Regions from separate parts of the Homo sapiens genome. Here region 2 is linked to region 1. The links are chromatin loops, found by intact Hi-C in ENCODE. Cell type or tissue: body of pancreas. All regions are shown on one strand. Each heading gives the region's core, and the rest is flanking DNA. Links, peaks and the distances in the headings are about the cores only. Region 1 overlaps MEF2A (myocyte enhancer factor 2A). Region 2 overlaps LRRC28 (leucine rich repeat containing 28).

Region 1 (9,575 bases), core at 1,527-9,526:
TTAGAAAGGAAGGATAGCCCATGTACCAGTCATCCAGGCAGTGGCAGTGTCACCCTGGCTCCTTATGGGCACTTTGAGATCAGTGCTCCTCCCTCCTCCCTAAATCCTCCTGCTTCTTTGAAGCACGTATTGTCAGAACACAGTTCCTGCCCCATTTCCTTGTTGCATCATCTACAGATCTTCTGGTCGCTTCCTTTCCTCCACTGATGACTTTAGCACCTGTCTTCATCCTTGATACCCCTGCAGGTCAATGCTTCCCCATCTTTTTCAGGTTGTATCACATATAGAAAAGAATCAAATATGTCTAGCACCCCGAGGTAAACCAGAGGGGATCTCATGATCTTCACATGAACCTTAGTGTCTTAGACAAAGGGGGCAGTGGTAGTTTTGTTCTATTTTGGTTTGTTTTTGAAACGGGTGATAGAAAAGCATGCTTTTGTGCTGACAGGAAAGATCTAGGAGAGAGGGAGAAATTGATGCTGCCAGAAAGAGGGGACAGTTACAGAAGCGAAGACCTTGAGAAGGAGATGATGAGACCCAGGATGCAACACAGAAGGCTTGGACTTAGATAAGGGCACCAAGGTCCCTCGACAGTGCCTGGAGGGAAGATTCCTGGATATCACGTGAGAAGGTGAGGTCGGTCTCATCAGATTCCATCTATTTTCTCAATGGAAAATGTGAGAGGAAGTAACCAGCTGAGAAGAGAAGGAAGTGGTCTTGGAGGTGTGAAAGGAGAGGAGATGCAGTAAAATAGTTACGTCTCAAAGGGAGGAAGCCGGCATGCCAGGAAGCTGCAGCTGCATCTCTGGGCAGTGTTGAGAGCCATTTACAATTTACGGTCATGAGGAATGAAAACAGTCCAGAATTAGCCCCTTTACTCAGTGAAGTAAAGATGATCTTTCTAATAAATGGTACTGGGACAAGTTGAGAGCCTTGAAACTTGTGTATTTTTCTTTTTGTAGAGAGGAGGTCTTGCTGTGCTGCCCGGCTGGTCTCGAATTCCTGGGCTCAAGTGATCCTCCCACCTCAGCCTCCCAAAGTGCTGGGATTATGGATGTGAGCCACCACACCTGGCCATAGAGAGCCTTTGGTAAACACATAAAATTAGATCCACATACAAGAACAAACTCCAAATGCATCAGCAATCTAAAAGTAAAAGATGAAACCATACTAGAACAAGAGTACGTGGGTGACTTCCTCTCTAACCTTGGTGTACGGAAAATATTTCCAAATGTAACTCAAAATCTTTAAGCAATGAGATTGATAAATTTGACTCCATAAAAATAAAATTTTGCGTGACTAAAGTACCACAAAAAAGTTATTCATAGCACACACACCAAAGGGTCAATATCCCTAATATAAAAGTAACCCTTACAAGTTGGAGGATGAAAATAAAAAATCTAATAGAAAAATGAGAAAAAGAACAGAAATTCACACACTTGAAAGATATTAAAATGTTCTCAAACATATGAAAAAAATGCTCAATCTCACTCATAATAGAGAAAGGCAAATTACAACATTGAGATACACTTCTCAGACTGGTAAAAATAAAAAATAGGACTGCACTCTGTTGGCAAGGATGTCCTCCTACACCGCTGGAGGAAATGCAAATTGATACATCTCTGGAGGCAAATTTGGCGATACCTTGCAAAACTACAGGTGAACTCCCTCAGCAATCCCACTTCTAGGAATCTACCCTGAAGATACATCTTTAAAAATACAAATATACGCATGTGTAGGGCTATTCATTGACGACTGCAGAATATTGGGAACAGCCTAAATGCCTAGCACCATGGTACATCCACACCATGGATGAAAACGTCTATGAACTAATCACTCTATGGAGTGATTTCCAGCTAGACTATTAAGTGGAAAAAGCAAAGCTGCCTATTTGTGCAAGTACAGGAAGGCTTAAACCAGAAACTAAAGAGACTAGTTGTCTCTAGGGGCGGGTGAGAGAGGCGGGGATAGGAAGAGGCTAGCAGGGGTGAAGAGAGAATGCTTTTCTGAGCATCTTTTTGTATAGCTTAGAAACACAGTAATGTTTCAGATACTATTCATACACCCCTCAAAATAAATCATTAAAACCAACTAGGATGGGGAGGGTGCCGAAAGTGAAATAAAACACGAACAGATGAAGCTAACCATGTTACAAATAGTAAGATAACCACACTGAAGGGACTGGGAACTACAAGTAACTGGAAACCACTGTCTTGACTGGATAGTGTAAGGCCAAAGGCAAAAACCACAAAACCACATAAATGCTCTCATCTAGTCAGTCAATGTGTGTTCCCTACACGGGTATGGGCAGTTCTGAAAATAAGTGTACACTGGAACTGAACAATAAGTAAAAGGACTGTAGATAATAAGAGCTGGGTTCCCCACCACAGGAGAAAGAAGTTACAAATGAATCCAAAGCATTCGCGTAAACCATGGCTTTTGACATGTTTAGGTAATTAGGAATATGGATGGATGTGTGTGTGTGTGTGTGTGTGTGTGTGTGTGCGCATAACTACATGTATTTCCTTGTTGTGTCTGCAGAAAGAGTCCGAAAGAGGTGATACCCTGGTAACAATAAGCACATCTATTGCCCAGATCTGGTTTCCAAATACCATTCTCCAATAAAGGGAACCAGGAATAGTGGAAAAAGTGGTTGACCCAACACCACAAGATGAGTGTGGAGCACCTGTGGTGCCAGAAAGGACATGCTAAGGGTGTGGACAGACTCAGATTTCACATGGAAGGCCACCTGATCAAGCTCCTCATGGCCAAAGCTGGAACAAGTGGAGGAGCAAAATAATGACAGGATTATAGCCCACAGGAGAAATAAAATCCGAGTCCACAATGACATAATGAGTAACGAAATGAGAAGGGACAGCTGTTCCTCGCAGCAGAATTCCAATGAATAAATGTGGAAGAAAACAGGCAGCTACCACAGCTATAGACGCTGCACAATTAGTGGGTGAAAATATAACCCTGCAGTCTCAAGGTATCTCCCCCAATATATGTATCAATTACAAAGGGAGAGAAACTTTTTACATTGAAGAAACCCTGTAAAAACCACTGAACCAAGTGATCAAAGTCAGTATCGCCTGGAATAAGACACCAACATGGACCCCATGATGCATTAGGGACATACCATTTCTGTGGTTTTCCCGCCAAAATGCACAACTTCCTTCCAATCATCACATTAGACACATCCACACCGAGCGGTATTAGACAAAATAACCGATCAGTATTCAAAAGTGTCAAAGGTTATATAAGAAAAGCTGTAACAAGTGACAAAGGGAATGTGGGATCCTGGATTGGATCCTAGAACAGGCATGAGTGGAAAAAATGGGGAGATTCAAGTAAGGTATTTAGTTAAAAATGCTGTGTCAATATTAATTTCTGGGTTCTCGTACTTGTACTATGGTTATGTAAATGTTAGCATTAGGGAAAGCCCGCTGAGGGATATGTGGAAACCACATTATTTTCCCAACTTTTCTGTAAGTCAAAAGTGAGTTCAAAATGAAGTGTATACACTAAGAGTAAAAAAAGGGGGGACTGTGTAGTGAAACCAGTCAGTACAACTGCTTTCTTTCTTCCACAGCTGCGTTTGCTTTGGTTAGCTAGAAAGCAGGCCCATCATGCATCTGTAAGAAAGTGACTGGAGTGTAGGCCCTGGCGTCTAAGCCGAGTAAGATGCCCTGTCAATCTGGGTCCTCTGGGAAGCAAGACTGATGAAATGAGGAGCACCAAAGCTTTACACCCCAGCTATGTGCATTTGGGGCTGGGGCTGCCTGGGAAGAGCTCGTCCTCAGCCCAAAGCCTGCAACAGCTGGGATCAGGGCTTACCTCTCACAGACGGGGCTCAGCAACTTTCTGCGGGATGAGGACACAAGCCCACTTGACCTGGAACGTCTGAAACCTCCTGGCCCCGTGGAAGATGGGAAGAAACACTCCTCTTCCTCTCAGTTTTACAACCGAGTGGTCCTCGGGCTGCTTGTGAGCACCGGACGACCGACCGAGCAGGCTGCAGCCAATCAGCTGGCACAGGGCTCCGACTGAAAATCATCTTGGCTGGTGCCACAGAATCGGCCTGAAAACAGGATACTGCCTAGAGCAAGGCACCCAGGGGAGCCAAGCAGGAAAATGTAATGAATTGACTTTAAGTAGCTGCAGCTGTGATTAGAGTATTTTTAGCCACAGGACTCAACCAGCTTTCAAAACCTGCTAATAAGAGCCCCACCGTAGCCAGCGCAAAAATTTAGTTTTCAGTTTAACACCAGGAATCTGCTTAGCTAGGAGCTGGCTTAGAAGGCACATCAGGAGAGAACATCTTCTACTGAAAGTTGAAGATTTTTCATTTTCTAGCTGAATTATGACAAAGGGAGATGACCATTAAGTGCCTGCCAGCATACTGGGACGTACACCTAACACTCTGAAAACTCAATTCATGCCAGCACATCTGTCTTCTGCTGCATCTAGCTCAGCATCATGTATGTATTTTGGGCAAAACTAATCATTTCACACCCTAGACTTTAAAGAGACCCAGAATCTAATGATAGCTAACATACCCACCCCCTCTAACAGGCTTTGGCGTATTTCCTGTGAGAAGCAGTTACTGGAGGCCGAATGGATTCCACTCATCCACAGCACTGTGCATGCAACAGCCAGATTAGGCCCCGGTGGGACTGCGTGGCCCACTGCTTCCTATGGGCTCCAGGGCTGCCCAGCAGGGATGACCCGGGAGCCGACAAGGGGGAGGCCAGTGGGGGCGTTGGGACGGTTTCCTTGACCCTGTCTCAACCCAGAGAAAGAAGCCTGCAGGTGAAAAAGGTCTTCGTGAAAGGAATGAAAAAGGAGAGGGCTTTAGGGGAAGGGGCTGCCTGGTGGCAAAGCCAGCGCCTTGTGTCCCCAGGCAAACATGACAGAGTCTCGACGCACAGGAAGAGCCAGTCCGTCTTTACTGGAGTGAGTGCGGGAGACAAACAGTTTACAACAACCTTTAGCATTGTCTTCACCATTTGATAAAAAGTTCACTATTATATTTATTGTATAATGAAGAAAAACAACACATTCAGGGAAAAATTGAGATTAACTTATTTTTCTTAAAAGGTTCATCTCAAGGATGGCAACAAAGTCCAGCTTGTGCCGCCAAACGGTTTTACATGATCAAACCGTGTACAGCTTCTTGTGTGAACTGTTGACTACAAACATTTACCAAATACATAAATCTCTTTTAAAAAAGCCATTTTAAATATAGCAAAGCAGTGTCTTCTTGCACAGCAAAGTGAAGAAAGTTTCTACAGAGAAATAGAAGTTTTACATTTGTAAAATCTTTTTCACATTCTAATCATCTAGCTTAAGATCCAATGCCAGGAGTTTTCAGCTTCCTTATTTACTATGTATTTCTTGTGCGCATGATGGTTAATACAGAAATTATGTTGATGCATTACTAGTTATCCTTCTAGTTAAAGGAAAGGGTAAAACATGTATTGTTCTTGTAGAACAAACCCCTGATTTAGTCTATAACAAAATGGACATAATTGGGCTCAAAAGATGGAGTTTTGATTGGGACCACCTGTGTACACACAACAGTGACTTCCACTCGCGGTGGAGTGGCCATTAGAGTACTGAGGAAGGACAGCTGTTGGAAACTGTACTTTAACCAGTGCAATTTAAGCTTTTTTTGCTTTTGTTCTTTAGTAATAAAATACTTCTGGAGGGATAAAATTTTCTTGCAATGGTGTCTCATACAAAACACGAGTCTAAAAGGGTAAGAAAAGACGGTTCTAAAGCAACACCATTAGCGTCGTCCCCTCTCTAGGCTGGTTTCCACCCAGAGATGTGGATGTGGGTGTGTTCACACGTGGGCGTCTGGGTGAGAGATGTCTGTCAAGTCCATATGCTCCATGCCACACTGGACGTATGGGAAAAAGGTTAACAGTCAAATATTCAGTTCCTGAAATGGAATACATTGTTACTTGGTCAGTGTAATTTAAATACAAACTCCGAGCCTTGAGTAGTAGTATTTTAGAAAACAGTAGTTGTACTGATTATAAACCTGCATAGAAAGAAAGACTATTGAGATACAGTCAGAAAAGCCATCTCATAAGGCACACAAGAAAATAGACAGTAAATGTGAATGTGTTAACTCCTATTCCAATGTACAGCAGAAGTTCATGAACATGCATAAATAATAACGAAGGAATCACTTAACACTTTCAAAGCTATAAATGGTTTACAAAGTGGTAAGGATTATTTTGGAACTTCAGTGTTGGGAGACTGTCTTGTTTGGATTAGGTGTGGCCTTATGAAGAAATGTGCCTGTAAGTAGTTCAGTAAAGTAAGTACATTTTTAAAGAAAAATCCTTTCTGAATAAGAGCCTAATGTCTATACTGAAGAGAGGAGACAGCATGTCATCCTCCTTTTTTTGGCCTCTCTCAAAAGTTACTGCCCAAACTGCCATGAGAACAGAACCTCCAGTTTGCAGCCTGTGGTGCGCAGGTCTCTCCTGCACTGATCATACCTATGTGTCAGTCAGGAAATCTGGCTGATGACTTGTCACAAACAGCAGATGAGGAAAATGTCAAAAGGAACGTAATTTGGGGGGGGGGTGGGGGGGGGGGAACAAAATGTACATAGAAATTGTAGGTAGCTGCTCAATATCATTTAAAATATAAAATAGCAATTTTTAAACCCTTGAGTTTTTTAGGAAAAGGAGTATTTAAAAATCTACAATGAAAGATATACAGGACTTTGAATTTTGCTCATGGCACAAGCCCAGTAAGTGGATGAACTTGCTATCATCCATTAGTTGTCTTCCTGAAAGAATAAGGCCTTGTTCAAAATCCAAGCTGAGGGTGGCACTAATTCCAATTAGAATGGCAAGAGTCATGCCAAGGACCAGCACCCTAAGAGTGTTTCTCCCCGCATACCAAAGCATCACTGCAATGTGCAGAAGAGCTGATAACGGTAGGATTTTGTAACCAGCTGCATCGTTCTGTTTTCAGAGGGTCAAGGAAAAAAGATCCCTTTCCCCATGATTATTTTCCCCTAATCATTTACCACTTATAAAACCTTTGTGCTCATCTACTATTTTGCCATTTTCTCTAATATTAATTAAATTAGGTCAGCTTTTTCTACTACATTTTTTCCTCACAAAAGGCAAGTTTTAAATAATGCCTTACAAAATCTGTTACAACACATTTTATACTTATGCAGGATGAACTTAACACCAATTTTTTTTGCCACTTTGCTATTTATGTACACATACAAAATATATAATGATGCTCAACCCATACAGCACAAAGATTACAATGTAACATCACACATTCACCACCAGTGAGGGGAGAAACCCCTTTATACAATCCTCTGAAAAAACTGGGCTAATAATTAAAATCCAAAGTACAGTATATTTAACAAAATAGTAAATATTAAACAGTGAATACTTAATAAAGGACCTCGCCTTTTCCCCCCAGATTGGCGGCAATCCACAAAAATATACTTTTTAATCTGGTGACCATACAATACATAGGTACTTACATCAAAGGTGATAATATATTTAAGATGCTATATACACAAAGAGTTTGGCTCAACTTTTAATTTACATTTAGAATAAGTGTTCATGGCTTTTTTTTTCCAAGGTTCTGCTTGCAAGATATTTTTGTTTTCCCCTCTTAAAATAAAACTAAAGAGTTAAACCAAGATAAAGCTATTCTCTAAAAAAAAGTTACAACATATAGCTTTGGCTTATATAAATAATTCATAGCAGAATGTGTTCAAAAGTAGTGAATATAATTTTATATATAGTCATCAATTCATAAGGGTGTTTTCTTTCATATAAAATATACATGAGCTAAAATCAGTTTCTTTAATTTTTAAGATATGAATGTAAAAAGAAACTTCTGACATATTCCAATTATAACTTAATATATTAATTTTACTTTGTTAATGCTCTATATTTCTAGGCTAGTATTTTCTGAATATCTCATGCGTGTTTTCTATTCTCTTTCTTTATTAGCTAAAGATCACTTCTTGACCCAATACATTTTTGCACGTGCAAAACAGTTATGTGTGGGGCTTTTTTGTTTTGTTTGTTTTTAATATCAACAGCCCTTTCCCATGCACCCCTTTGCAACAGACACCCATGCCAGGTTGGAAAATATAAATGACATTTTATGTACAGTATTGCTTTCTTGGTTCCTGCTTTTCTACTGCTCTGTTCTACAAAGCATTTTCTCTTAAGTAACTACAGTCACTGCACAGTTAAATAAAACAAGTAGGGGGCCCTCTAGGTTTCTGCAAGCTAGTGTGGGAGAATTATATATGGGTACACGTTTCTCTGCAAAAACTGGTTATCTTTACGAAACAAGTAGTCCAAGGAAGTGCCAGACTTGTCTGTGCCTACAGGGTGCTTTGTCTGCCATGGGACACACATCTGCAGACCTACAAGGAGTTTGCAGGTAAGTGCCTGATTCTGTGTATGTAACACACACCCACACATACACACTCACACCCACATACATATATATGTAAAGGGATATATATATGTATGTACATATAAATATATTTAACTCATGTCCTTATTTACCGATTTAGATATGTAGGGCAGGTCACTGCAGTAACACAAAAGTACAAACATCAGCTTGGAAGCCTTAGGTCACCCACGCGTCCATCCTCATTCGCTTTACAGAAGGGCTTTCTCTGTCCTCAGTGTTTGGGGGTCGGCCAAGCACAATTGGAGAATGGAAGTCGCCCCGTGGATCCTCCCGATCACTGCCATCATAGGAGCTACTAGAGCTGCTCAGACTGTCCACAGGGGAGCGCCCCATTTCCTGTCGGGGCTGGGGCTGCGGGGGTTGTGGCTGGGGCTGCGGTGGTGGCGGCGGCTGCTGCTGCTGCTGCTGCTGCTGCTGCTGCTGGAAGCCCGATGGGGTCATACGATCCCGAGGAGGTGAAATCGGTTCGGACTTGATGCTGATGTTTTGGTTGGTATTAATGGATAAATTGGAACCCTGAGATAACTGCCCTCCAGCACTGAAGGAAAAAAAAGAGAGAGGTCAGATGGCTTGCAAGTACCTCTGCAAAACTGGGATGATACAGTAGAGACACTGCCTGATGGAAAAGGGCCCAGAGTCTGAAATCTTATCAGAGTTCCCCAAGACTGGTTTGGGTCGTTTCCTTCAGTGCTTGGCACAAAAGGAAATCCCATCTTCCTAGGAGGAAAGAAAACAGTACCGTTGAGCCCTTACGTTACTTGGTTCTGTTACCCACAACGTTGGTACTTTTGCAGCTAAAGTATACAAAACAATGTCAGTGTCTTAATGCTGTGCAGGGACCAGAAAGACAGAGGAACAGCAGCCTCATCTGCTCACCGCCTCTTCTTCCTCAGCATCTGCTCCCCATCTGCTCTGGCCCTGTGACAGGGCACAACATCGCTCATCCTCGCAACACCTCTAAGGTGCAAGTCGCACCATCCCCATTTTCCAGATGAGGAAATGAGGGGCTGGCTGAGAGCAGTAGAGGAGGACGCAAACAGGCTGTTCCCCGGGCCTGGGCTCTGAGCCCTTTCCACTTGCTTTTCCAG
Region 2 (8,000 bases), core at 1-8,000, 450 kb after region 1:
CTCATCTCTACTAAAAATACAAAAAAATTAGCCGGGCGTGGTGGCATGCGCCTATAGTACCAGCTACTCTGGAGGCTGAGGCAAGAGAATCCCTTGAACCCAGGAGGGGGAGGTTGCAGTGAGCTGAGATCACGCCACTGTACTCCAGCTTGGGCAACAGAGTGAGACTCCATCTCTAAATAAATATATAAATAAATAAATAAAAGAAAAATAGGGCTGGATGCGGTGGCTCACGCCTGTAATTCCAGCACTTTGAGAGGCTGAGGCAAGTGGATCATGAGGTCAAGGGATGGAGACCATCCTGGCCAACATGGTGAAACCCCATGTCTACTAAAAATATAAACATTAGCTGGGCATGGTGGCACACACCTGTAGTCCTAGCTATTTGGGAGGCTGAGGCAGGAGAATCGCTTGAACCCAGGAGGCAGAGGTTGCAGTGAGCCAAGATGGTGCCACTGCACTCCAGCCTGGCAATAGAATGAGACTCATCTCAAAAAAAAAAAAATAGATACACTGGATGTCATCAAAATGTAAAAACTTGTGTGTATTACAGGCCACTACAAGAAAATAAAAAACACAACCTACAGAATGGGAGAAAATACTTACAAATCATATATCTGGCAAAGGTCTAGCATCCAGACTATAAAAAGAACCCTTACAATTCAACCACAAAACAACAACTCAATTAAAAAATGGGCAAAGGATCTGAACAGACATTTCTCCCAAGAAGATATGCAAATGACCAACAAGCACATGTAGAGATGCTCAACATCATTAGCATTAGGGAAATGCAAATCAAAACTACAATAAGGTGACACTTCATACCCACTATGACAGCTGTAACACTAACAAAAAAAGAAAAGTAACAAGTGTTGGCAAGAATGTGGAGAAACTGGAACCATTGTGCACTGCTGGCGGTAATGTAAAATGGCTCAGCCACTTTTTGGTGGCTCCTCAAAAGTTAAGCATAAAATTACCGTATGACCCTGTAATTCCGCTCTTATTTATATACCCAAAAGAACTGAAAACAGGTCCTTCAACATGTCCATTCATGTTCATAGCAGCACTATTCACAATAGCTAAAAAGTGGAAATAGCCCAAATGTCCATCAGTAGATGAATGGGTAAACAAATGGTGGTATAGCCATACAATGGAATCCCTACGGAATCACACACAAAAAAAGAAGTACTGATATATGCTAAAACTTGGATAAACCTTGGAAACATTTTGCTAAGTGAAAGAAGCCAGATACACAAAGTTTCATATTTTGTGATCCCATTTATATAAAATATCTAGAGTTAACCCAGAGAGAAAACAGATTGCTGGTTACCAGGGCTGGGTGTGGGAGCTGAGGGTGGGGGCGGGGCAATGGGGAGGAACTGCTTAATGGGTGAGGGGTTTTACTCTGGAGTGAACGAAATGTTTGGAACTAGACAGAGGTGGCTGCATCCACGGTGAATGTACTGAATCCTATTGTCATTTCAATAGGATTAATTTTATGTTATGTCAGTTTCACCCCAATAAATTCGTTTTCGTTTTTAAAAAGCTAATGAAGTCTTGGCACTGAAGGAATAAAAAGTACTTCATTCACAAACTACCACAACACACTTAACAAGCTTTTTAGTTGAATCAATAAGTTGATGTCATTGCTTCTGAGCAGGTACACGACATGAGTTAAATACCACGTGTCCAGATTTTTTAAAACTGTGGTAGACCTCTTTTCAACTTGTCCATTCCTTCTCCAGTATTTCCCTCCATTTTTATATATGTCATAGAGCAATATTTATCAACAGAGGAATCAGAAACCCTAGCAGGCTAATGGTACAGAATGAAGGAACCAGCATTCTTTCTTCTTCCCCAGTAGCATAAATGCCTTCAGGGTCCTAGTTACCATTACCTTTGTCTCTTGACTCACTTCATAATAATTACTCATTTTCCTTTGTTTCTCTCTCTGCCATGATGGAAACATTATCTGTGTTGTCCAATATGGCAGACACTAGCCACATGTGGCTATGAAGCACTTAAAATGTGGCTATGTGATGGAGGAACTGAATTTTTAATATTATTTTACTTTAATTTAAATGTTAAGGCCAGGCATGGTAGCTCACACCTGTAATCCTAACACTTTGGGAGGCTGAGGGAGGTGGATTACCTGAGGTCAGGAATTCAAGACCAGCCCGGCCAACATGGTGAAACCCGTCTCTACTAAAAACACAAAAATTAGCTGGGCGTGATGGCGGGTGCCTGTAATCCCAGCTACTCGGGAGGATGAGGCAGGAGAATCACTTGAACCTGAGAGGCAGAGGTTGCAGTAAGCTGAGTTCGTGCCACTGCACTCCAGCCTGGGTGAAAACTCTGTCTCCAAAAAAAAAAAAAGTTAACAGCACATGTGGCTGGTAAAGTGTGCAGAATTCATACCTTCATATTCACTACTGATTTTTCACTTAAACTCAGCTCTTTCAAATGTAAAACATGAAGAATAACTACTTAACTGTAAGAATGATAAATGTTTTAGATTATTTTTCTTAGAAATAAATGAAAGTATTTGCTTAGCATTTGTAGAAATTAAAATTGTCATCTTAAGAAATGTAAATGAAAATATTTTAAGTATCTTCAAATCTACAAATGTTTTCTGGCAAAAAATGTAAAACAAACATCAAGACTGATATTTTTAACTTAGCAAAAACTTACAGAATGAGCTCAAAATAAAAAAAACTATACATCCAGTACATTTACAAAAATACAATGTTTCTGAATTTGATAGAAATTTGATTGCCAAGAAAAGATTTTTCAAAAGAAAAAACAGGCATTAAAAATTGCTGAAATGCCTCTTGAAGTGTTTATCTTAATATTTGTTAAAACTTTAAGTTATGTAAATGTCGGAAACAAGGGTTGGAGGTTACAAGCATCAAGTGTCTTCTCCAGCTTTTTATTTTTAAAAAAACCTATTTAATAAACATGCCATAAGTATGATTTTATAAATGCAATTTTCAAAGCAATATAAAAATACACACAAAAATAGAATACCAAACACATTCCCATTAAGCCAGATCAATGATTTAAGATTACACCTAGCTTGAACAATTCTGTAAGTTTATGACATAACTGTTTGGTTTTGCGGGGGTGGGGTGGGGAGCATGTTCCAAGATCCGTGTACAAGTGCCTTACTTACATAACGTATGTATTTGTTGACTGATTCGATGGGACTAACAGTTAGGCACTGGTGTCTCACTTCCAGTACACAGGTGCCTCATTAAAGTGAATGCCTGAAAAATGAATTTAAACTTGTGGAAACATACATACACCAATGGTTTTGAGTCTTTTGCTTGCAAATAACACCCTTCGAGTACACAAGATAATGGTCTGTTCTAAGAAAAGACCCCTAGCCCTGCCACCTCTTTCTAAACTGTCCCCCTCCTAACTCCCTAGGCAGAAACTACAAATTACAGGGTATATGCTAAGTCAGGTTCCCTACATTTCATTTAAAAAGCAAAGAATGATACATGTTTAAAAATATTTCTATTAAGCTAGACTTTTATTCACAGGAAAACTCAGACACAGACTTTACAAAAATTAACTGGGAAAATTCACTTAACATGCAGCACTTCATTTCTCCACAGTCGATAAACGTGGTTAAATTTTAACGACATGGTGGTGCTAGGCTAGGAAGAGGTTATCAATAAATATCTACAGAATTAAAATGAAGCAAAACTAACTGGACCACAAATTAGGAGACCTTATTTTTGCACTGAAAAGTGACTTTAGAACCAGCCATTATCCTCTTCTTAGTTTCCTCAAAAAGAAAAATTGTCTAAATTATAAATAAAGCTTCTAGCTTTAAAATCCTATGACTCCATAAATAGAGTTAAGTTATGGAACAGACGTTCATTTTCCTGAAAAATGAAAGTCATTATGACATGTGAGAGGCTTGAGTTTCTTAATTATTTGACAAGGAATCACCGTTTCACATTACTGACAAGGAATCAGTAACAATGACAGAAAAGCTTCTAAATCTGAAAATTCAACAGGAAAAGAAGCTGTTGTAACAAAACTTAATTTTCAGGCACATGTGTATTATGAAGACAGGATAAATGTGCAATGGCTGTTTTCCAGAACTGTACCACATTTACTTACAAACACTAAAACACTAACGGACCATTAGAATGCTTTACTATTTGATATACTCACATATTTCCACATAGTCAATTTAAGAAACAGAGATGCTTTTATACAGAGCTAGCTCAAGAACAGTGCAATCATGGCGATTATGGAGGCCCTGCACCCTAGCAGCAGTTCAAGCTGCAAGGATCCAACAGACTGGAGAAAAACAAGAAGTCCTTGCTCTGGAATTCAAAATGAACCAAACTAATAACAAAACTTAATTCCCGCTCCCGGTTTCTCCTACCGCACTTGGCTGTATGATGCTCTTTTAGGCCATCTCCTTAACTTACTGTTTTTCCCCTCAGGGTGTTCTGATCCTTATTTGATCCAGATCCTACTACTACCAAATTCAAGGAGGGGGTGGCGGATATAGTTGTGTGACTTTCCTAGCCATCAACCTCTCTCACCCTCACCTAACCACCGGCTAAGAGAGTCATCTATGTCAATATGGCATAAACATATGCATCGCTGTAAATCAAAATATTTAGACTAGCTGATTAGAAAGCTTGATAAAAACTTAGTGGCACTATATTCTAACCATCTTATTTTAACTGACTCCAAATTATAAAAATAAATATTTACTGAAAGTAATATAAACCAAACTTACTAGTAGAGTTTTCCCTTGTCCTATAAACACTTAAGTAAGGCTGTTTCTTTCAGCCTCCACCCCTACCCTCATACTCTCCATCCATCTCCAACTTTAATCATTATTCAGTTTGATGTACATTTTATGACTTAGTTTATTTGTCTATAAAATAAGGATCATAATAGTGCCTACATCACAGGATTGTCCTGAGGATTAAATAATACATGTCATTTGCGTAAAACTGTTTGAGCACTTGGTAAAGACTCAAACAGTGCTAGCTGCTATCATATTTTAACAAATCCATTATTGATGAATATCGAGGTTTTAACAATTTTTCATCATATTCAATTTTGTGATAAACACTCTTGTTCACCAGACTTTTCTATTGGGTAGATTCTTGCAAGTGAAAATGCCGATTCAAACACATATCCATGTAGTTTTGCTAGATATGGCCCAACAACTCAACAAAAACATTAATTTCCATTAGGAGTATGTGACAGTATCTTCTCCTAACTGTCTCCAACACTGGGTATTAATTATCCTTAACACTAGGTGTTAATTTTTTTTTTTTTAGACAAGGTCTCACTATGTTGCCCAGGCTGGTCTCAAACTCCTGGGCTCACATGATCCTCTCATCTCAGCCAAGTAGCTGGTATGCCTCGATGCCTGGCTAGGTGTTCATCTTTGCCAATCTGATAGGTAAAAATTAGTGTTTTATCACTTCTTCTAAAAGTTGAACATCTTTTTACGTGTTTTTGCTATCTGTATTCTTTTTTCATTTGCCTGTTCATATTTGAAGCAGAAAGTCAGGAATGTTTTTCTCCTGGGCTAACAGGAAAGAAAGAACATCTGTGCCTCATTTCCCAGCCCAATTCAGGAACATGATTGACAGATCTCTCTTTCCTTCACTAAGTGGAATATAATTTTTAAGTTAAATTATCTCTTGTTGCATAGATTAACTGCTTAATCAGGATCCATCTGCTCCTGTTGCTTAGCTATAAGCCAAACTCCCCTCTTTCATTAAAATTTGGATACCTCTTTTTTGTCCATTCATATTTATAAAATAAAATTAGCAAGTAGTGAGAGCTCTATCAGTATTTGGGCAAGTTACTCTTTCATTTCCTCAGGAAGGCCAACTGTTACCATTAAGAAAAGCAGTTGACAGATTCATTAAGTGATTTTGCTTCCAGGTTGAGATTTTATGTTTTCCTCCAAGTCTCTTGTGGCCTTTTTTCTTGTAAATAAAGGAACTGAGGTCCAAAGAGGTTAAGCCATAGGACTTTGATCTCTTACCTCTCTTACCTCTCAGTCCTGAGTTTTGCTACCAAACCATGAAACACCCGCTTCCTGGGACTGCAGCCCTGAAATGCTCCCACTACTAATTTCCTCCCTTGAGGAACTTTAGAGTTTTAGAAAGGACTAGTGATTGTTGCTTCCACGCTATATTCCTTCTCCTTCTTACAAAGACCACAGGGACCGATGCAGGGAAGGTTGTAAGGCTCTACCTCAGCCCCCTCCACCCTGCACACTAAGACCGTGTCATCATCAGAAACTTCTCCATGACCACAGTCTTTCTCTGCCACCAAAATGTCCCATACCCCAGATGGCTTACTCAGTCGTGCCCAATACAGCAGTTCGTCAACATCAATGGGTACTTTGGCCCACCTCCATTCTCCGTATTCACTCTTCCTTTATTTGCCTCCAATCCAACTCAGATTTCATGTTATATCACTCTCTTGGCCAAATCCTAAACCTCCTTAGTCTCTCTCTACTTGTACTGCATCCACCTGGCAAAAACCTAAATCTGTATGAATGCCACAGTCTACCTTCTCCATCCCTCAGACAGCTGAGTACAGCAAGAGAAAGTTCCCTAAACGAGCAGAAGGTTCCACCATAAGCTTAGTCACCAACTGCTTGCTAAATAACACCCAACAATTCTATCTTTCTCTAGCCAAACTGCCATGTGAGTCTTCAAACCTGCCCTCTCCCCAAATGTTCATTCCCAAGCAGATGGTCTGACCTGGTAAAAGCATCAGACAAAAACTCTCTCAACTGCCTCTCTCTCCCTCAGTGCACATCTGTCTTTCCACCTGTTCTCCCTTTCTTTACTTTTACAAAGGAGGAAAGGATATATTCCTAAGGTCAATCCTTCCATGTGTACTCTGGAGCCCATTCTTAGGAAACTTGGACTTTTCATTATTCCCTTTTTCCAGAGGTTCAACTCCTCTCTAATGGGAATTTCCTATCAGCATTTACTCTGTCCTCTTAGAAAAGAGAAGAGAGGGGGGAAAAGGAAAGGGAAAAGAAAAGAAAAGGGAAGAATAGAAGAAAAATCTCCTTTGCTGTCAAATCCCCTCCCACTATGCCCATCCCATATCACAGCCAAACTTCAAAACCTATCTACCCATCTGTTTACTAGAGGTCCTCTCTGCATATCCCATCTATGTGGGGGTTTGCATAGAGAACATCAATACTCAAACAAAAGAAGAGCTGCTCCCGCTGAAGTGGAGATACACTATTGCTCGGTCCCCACCTCAGCATTGCTCAGTAAACCTAAGGTTCTGTGGAACTGTTAGATACAGCTAGGTTCCTCTTCAAACAGCTTGTCCAGTTCCCCTCTTCTTTATTCTCTAGTTCCAAGTTCCACCCCCCACTCCCCGCTTTTGCTGAGCCTTAACGTGTCTAAATATGCCTAGACATGCCACAGCCCTGTTCCACATTCCTTTCCTTATGTAGAAATAGGTTAGCTTTCTAGTCGCCTGCAGGTGACCACTTCCTCCTCTCCCTCTCTCCTCTATCATGCGCCTACCTTGTCTAAGAAAGTTTAAATGTTTAGCCAATCAGGACTAGTTTAGATTGTGTGGTCCAACCCCAGCTAATGGGGGAAAGACACAGACACAGAATCTGTGTTGTTCTCCTTTGTTCTGTGTGTTCTCATGGTGGCTAGGCCTATGAGCAGCACCCTTCTGCAGAAGAAAACTGGCCTTGCTGAGAAACTTTTTGAGTGTTCATTTTCTTTGTGGCCCTGAGCTCTTACTTCCAACAGAACCTATAAAACCACTGCTCAAGGCAAGCAGAACAGCTTTGTAGACTTGTCCCTCGAACGTTATGCCATTGAGTCTTAGTTCATTTTTTTTCCTTAAACTTGAAATTCCAACAAATGAAAATTCCATAAGAAGCAGCAGCTGTTCCATGATGTATCTATTGTCAGTGTCTTGAAGAGTGATGGGTACACAGTTAAGTACTCAACAAA

Evidence for each region. Peaks named below come from ENCODE experiments on the same cell type or tissue, not always from the same donor. Only the 100,000 strongest peaks of a DNase experiment are listed, where the experiment ranks them.
Region 2: it touches region 1 in a loop (2.5-fold over the local background); 38 of 110 quality-filtered maps call a loop at or near these places.

Annotation. Positions count from the first base shown.
Region 1 is chr15:99,711,840-99,721,414 of GRCh38, reverse strand. MEF2A (myocyte enhancer factor 2A) reads right to left here. Exons shown (of 12, transcript NM_001319206.4): 12 at 4,927-9,025. The coding sequence ends at 8,644. It also overlaps a transcript of LYSMD4 not described here. Among named protein-coding and RNA genes, the nearest start is that of LYSMD4, 17 kb to the left of the region's middle. RefSeq lists enhancers at 1,766-1,815, 1,836-1,885 and a silencer at 3,497-3,606. In body of pancreas, for the core only: no CTCF peak of the experiment used is centred there; no DNase peak of the experiment used is centred there.
Region 2 is chr15:99,263,791-99,271,790 of GRCh38, reverse strand. All of the region lies in intron 2 of LRRC28 (leucine rich repeat containing 28), which reads right to left. Among named protein-coding and RNA genes, the nearest start is that of LRRC28, 16 kb to the right of the region's middle. In body of pancreas, for the core only: no CTCF peak of the experiment used is centred there; a DNase peak (open chromatin) is centred at 3,140; H3K27ac peaks cover 2,435 bases.